2 separate regions of the Homo sapiens genome follow, and region 2 is linked to region 1. A link is an interaction called in ENCODE POLR2A ChIA-PET data of the cell type or tissue named here. Cell type or tissue: OCI-LY7. All regions are shown on one strand. Links, peaks and the distances in the headings refer to the core of each region. The heading gives the core; the rest is flanking DNA.

Region 1 (2,825 bases), core at 135-2,634:
TTTATTTCCATTTTAAGACAAAGTATCCATGATTAGGTGAGGTGAGTGAATTAAATCTCAGAAATTTTAAAAATAGGGATATTTATAAATCTAAAAAATACTCAAATAAATAAAAAGATGAGTTGCTTTTAACCCTCCCAATTATTCTGTGAACTTTATCAAATTTTAAAAATGTATTTTCGATCTGTGTGTGTATGAATTTTTAGTTACTCTATAATTCAGTGAGTAACATCTAACTGCAAATGATAATTTAAAATGTTTTAAATTCAGATAATTTCCTATTATTGAACCATTCCAACTATTCATTCTGTATAACGTAGAGCAGCTTGTAGTATAACCCTTGGCCCACTGATTAAATGCATACTTTTTCTGCTTACATTATATAAACGATCTATCATAATACCTGGAATAGTGTAGGGACTCAATAAATGATACCTATTTAGTATTACCATTGCTAAAAGTTAAAAAAAAATCTGAACAAAGTTTTTGAAAGTGAAGACTTATATATTTTACCAATGATCAATGCCATGGTTACACTTTTTTTCCTAAGCACCTTATGTAGTAATTAATCACATTTAGATAGAATGGAGAACTGAGATAAATAATACAGTCATGCATTGGTTAGCAACAAAGATATGTTATGACAACTGCATTGTCAGGCAATGCCATCATTGTGTAAACATGATAGAGGGTTCTTGCAGAAACCCAGATGCATAGCCTAACACATATCTAGCCTATATGGTATGGCCTATTGCTCCTAGGTTACAAACCTGTACAGCATGTGACTGTACTCAATATTGTAGGCTACTATAACACAATGGTAAGTATTTGTGTATCTATATATCAAAACATAGGAAAGGTACAGTAAGAATACAGTATTATATATGTAGTCTTATATATTACATATATGTAGTCTGTCCTTGACTGAAACATCATTTGTGGCACATTACTGTAATTAATGTCCTAGGTATATAAACAAACAGTAGATGAGACAGAAATGACATTAGAAGCACACCTCAACGTGGAATAAAAGACTTTAGAGATTACCTGTAGATATAAACATATTATTTAAATTATTAAAATGACAGGTTTTGGGGCTTTGGGAAGAGGGTATAAAAAGGAAAACTTATCAAGAAACATGCCCTCAGGAAGAAAACTGTGTGCCTAAAAGCTAGACGTGAATAGGATTGCCATCTGCAGATGAGAAGGCAAGGCCTCCAGTGTTTGGGAAGACATCACTTCAATATTGTAGTGTGACAGAAGAGACTGAGAACTATTCTAGTCACATTTATGTAGTCACCACTCCTGTGATGTCTGAGTGAAAGTAACAGCATGACCGCTGATGCTGCAGCTGTGACTGTCACCTGGGCACTCAGCTCTGCAGTCGTTCCTTTTAAGACCAAGCTATAGCTCAAAGTAGTCCAATATTCAAATTTGAGGTCACACCAAAACTATAAGATAGATCTTTGATGTAGTTGAAATAATGAGTAGTATATGACAAAATCCTGCAGAATAAAAGAGAAAATGACTCCCCAAACTGTCATTCATTACTTCATGTGGCTTCAATGCTACCTTTAAGGAGAAGTGATCTCTTTGAATGAGCAAGGCTTATTAGTCAAACATCATTTTTATCATAGCTACCATTTACTTACACACCTACTGTGTGCCAAGCATCGTGCCAGCCATTTTGTTTCATTCACCAGGTATACAATAAATTACAAAACAAATCTAGACCCAAAGGTCATGGCTCACAGCCTAGCAGAGGACATAAACTTCAAGCAAGTAACAAATGATTCAAAATTATAATGAAGGCTATAAAGGAAAAGAAGAGGTTACTAAGTTAAATTATAACAGATGGAGTGTGTAGGGCACCTGTAGGGAATTTCGTTAACATGCTTTCAGCTACAAGGAGAAGAAACTCTGAACCAAAGTGGCCTGCGCAATAAAGAAGTTTCTTCTCTCGGTAACTCATGGAGAGCTGGTGGTTTCAGTGGCTCAACCATATTATCAGGTGCCTGGGTTCTTGTTTTGGCTCTGCTGTCCACAGTATCAATTTCCTTTTAAGCCTGAGTCTTTTTATGGTTATAAGAAGTCTCAAAAAAAATTAGATGTTTATTTTTCTCTCACTTAAAGAGTTGCAACTTGGATTTCTTGTCTTCTTGGTCATGTCCAGCAGGAGAGGGAAAGAGGAGTATGCTAGGACTGAGTCCTTCCCTTCGGGCTAATTGGTGCACTGTGGCAGAAAGACTGCTAGTTTTGCATCAAGATCCATGATCCTAAGTTTTCAGTGGGGCACAGAGCCACCTGGAACAAAGATTACATTTCCCAGCTTTCCTAAGAACCAGGTGTGCCCTTTTGACTGTTTTGGCAATAGAGGTAAGTGGAAGTGATTTCTGGGCTATATTCTCACAAGGAAGGGGTGTACCCTTCCCTGTCCCTTCGTGCTTCCTGCTGCTGCAATGTGAATATGATCTGAAGATCTACAGCCACATGTGAAGGTAACAAGGCAATATGGACCCTGAGTGCTTGACAGCTATAACACCATCCCGGCCCCCGGCTGTCTCCTTCCTCACTTCTTTTAAATGAGGGACAGAAATGAATTTCTGTTTCATTCAAACCACTAATTAGGAGAGTTTTCTGCCATGTGAAGCTCCAAACTAATATATTTTCCTTAAGTCATTGCCCAGGCAAGGCTGGGTACAGTGGATCACACCTGTAATCTCAGTGCTTTCCGAGGCTGAAGCAGGAGGATCGCTTGAGCCCATGAGTTTGAGGCTGCGGTGAGCTATGATGGCACCTCTGTACACCAACCTGAGCAACAGAGC
Region 2 (2,825 bases), core at 202-2,701, 180 kb after region 1:
TGTATTCTATCTTATATAGGGGCTTAATTATCATAAAAACAGAATTCATAGAATCACTTAAGTATCATAGCGATTCAACAATAGAAACAAATCTTAGAAAACATAATCCAACGTTACTCAATTAACAAATGGGAACAATAAGGCTTTGAGCAACTGGCAGAGATCAACTTGTCCTTTCTCTTGAAAGGACATTCTATTCTCATTTTGCTTCCAAAATATACTACAGCTATGTAATTTTCCATTGTACATAAAATATAAGTAGACATTAAGACTTTTGAAGTATAGTGGTTAAAAGTTATTTTAGTAGTTTTATCATCATTCTATGCATTTTCTAAAATGTTTCAACCAGCTACAATAAATTTCTAGTATATTATTACTTACAAAAATAATTTCAAATAATATTCAGACAGGTAAAAGTAAAGATCATGGGTTTACACAAAAAACTATTATGTATAATAAAGGAATGACTACATACATACCAAGTCTCTAAGAAAATCCCACTTCTTAGCTCCCATATCATAAAGTCCAACTCCACCATCCAAGAAACAACACACTGCATGACCAGGAGGAAGAGAAAATGCTTGATTCTGTGTTAAAGTTGGGGGTGGAACTGCTTCGCTTGTTGAGGATGTATAATGATTTTTGGTTGGAGATTGGACTGAAACTAAAAATAGAAGAAAAAAAATCCTATTGGAATGAAACCACAGAGCTTAATTTAGAAAGATTCTTCATTAAAAAAAAAATCCAGAATCTGTACCAGTAAACCATTTAGGCAATGATCATATATTCTCCCACATAAGCAGTTCTTTGGGATTGCCAAAAAATGTAATATAAGCACAAAATTGGATATTATTTTAAAGTACAGATGGAGCAAATAGATGAAAATTAGTGTGTTGAGGAATCACAATCTGTTGTGAATATGTGGTTTCTTATCACCCTATAAATTAAAGCTCAGCATGATTATTTCTGAATTATAAACTTCCTTCAAAATACTGACATAATAGCTTATTCCCTCCTTCCACACACACAAACATATATGCATATAATTTTTTCTTTTAATATAAATAACTCTCTGCCAACAATTTCCAAGCCAGTGAAAATAATTTTTTTGAGATTATGCATAATTCATTTTAATTTATCATAAATTAAGAATCACAACACTATCTGACCTGCACTGGCATCTCAATTTTCTTTCTTCCTAGATGTTTTTTTGTTTGTTTTTTCTTTTTACTGTTTATAGACTTGGATTTCTCCTACTTTCAATTACATAAATATCACTGTGATTATTTTTATATATTATTTATCCCATATTTTGTCTTCTTCCAAAAAGCTCTTCCTTAGAATGTGAATCCAAATATTTTCTTGCAAACATAATCCAAAATAATGACACTACAGTAAATTATAAGACCAATCGATTATTAATTGTACACTGGAATATGGAAAATATTTCTCAGTTTTTTTTTTTTTTTTTTTGAGACGGAGTCTCGCTCTGTTGCCCGGGCTGGAGTGCTGTGGCATGATCTCGGCTCACTGCAAGCTCCGCCTCCCAGGTTGACGCCATTCTCTTGCCTCAGCCTCCCCAGTAGCTGGGACTACAGGCTCCTGCCACCACGCCCGGCTAATTTTTTTGTATTTTTAGTAGAGACAGGGTTTCACTGTGTTAGCCAGGATGGTCTCGATCTCCTGACCTTGTGATCTGCCCGCCTTGGCCTCCCGAAGTGCTGGGATTACAGGCATGAGCCACCGCGCCCGGCCATTTCTCAGTATTTTTAATATTAAAATACAATTTTTCTTAGTTCATTTATTATGGATAATATTCATTTCTCAGAATCTGAGAATTACAGAAAGTCCAAACTAGAATGAACTACAAATGACAAAAGAGGCATTTGGTAGCAATGAATTTGGTTCACTAAATTTCGTTGATATTTTGTTTAAAAATTAATATAATCCATCATTGGTTTTTCTAACACTTTAATTGACATTATAGGTGGGTTAGACAACTTTTATGCACCAATCTATTTGTAAATCATGCTTTTCAGAATTCAGCGAGTACGTTTATTTTTTAAAATTTCATTTTCACAATTGTTCTTTTTCCATACTTTCTGTTATATTAAATTGAAGGGAAAACCTAGAAGTCAAAGAAGAGGTAATCTGAAAGGAATTGCTCGAAAATGACAAGACTGGTATGTTATTCTTTGTATTTTCTGACTTTGTCTAATGGACATGGGCTACTTTTATAGTAAGAAAAAAAATGAAAGAAAAGAATCTGGTATTTCAGACATTCCATGACATGGCAGTTCAAAGCTTCTAAACAAATAAAGGAACTAACAATGACAAAAAAATTCCAACATCCCTAAACAGTAAGCCAGCATCCAGCATATTACTTCTCTAGTCCTAATATTTCTAGACCCTCCAGTTTCCAGGTTCTACATTTATTAGGGACTTCACAATTTTGTACAAGGGGTATAGGTTCAAATATAGAGATTTTCTACTACTTGCCATTGCCTACCAATTAGACACCAAAATAACATTACTTTGAATAGCCATTGCTAATTACTTGGTATATTATAAAGATAGAGTAAGAAGGAAACAATCACTCTAAACTTTTCATCACTGAAATCCCTTCCCCATGCTTTTAATGATGTGTTATACAGAATGGGAACACTACCAACCATGCAGAGTAATCATGATAGACTTAACTGGAAGTCTATTATTTTTCCCTTATATTTGAAAAAAATTCTAATTCTAAACCTCCCCCAAATTTCCAGATTTTTCCTTTTTATAAATTAAGTGTATTTTATTTTTTCTTAATTACAGAGGCAACG

Evidence for each region. ChIA-PET counts read pairs that join two places held together with the same protein. Peaks named below come from ENCODE experiments on the same cell type or tissue, not always from the same donor. Only the 100,000 strongest peaks of a DNase experiment are listed, where the experiment ranks them.
Region 2: POLR2A ChIA-PET joins it to region 1 with 5 read pairs; 2 of 35 experiments call an interaction of 5 or more read pairs at or near these places.

What each region holds. Positions count from the first base shown.
Region 1 is chr4:176,307,819-176,310,643 of GRCh38, reverse strand. SPCS3-AS1 (SPCS3 antisense RNA 1) reads left to right here. Exons shown (of 4, transcript NR_186171.1): 3 at 2,177-2,376; 4 at 2,677-2,686. Among named protein-coding and RNA genes, the nearest start is that of SPCS3, 11 kb to the left of the region's middle. In OCI-LY7, for the core only: no CTCF peak of the experiment used is centred there; a DNase peak (open chromatin) is centred at 1,333; H3K4me3 peaks cover 958 bases; H3K27ac peaks cover 2,035 bases.
Region 2 is chr4:176,129,393-176,132,217 of GRCh38, reverse strand. WDR17 (WD repeat domain 17) reads right to left here. Exons shown (of 29, transcript NM_181265.4): 7 at 480-664. Among named protein-coding and RNA genes, the nearest start is that of SPATA4, 65 kb to the left of the region's middle. In OCI-LY7, for the core only: no CTCF peak of the experiment used is centred there; no DNase peak of the experiment used is centred there.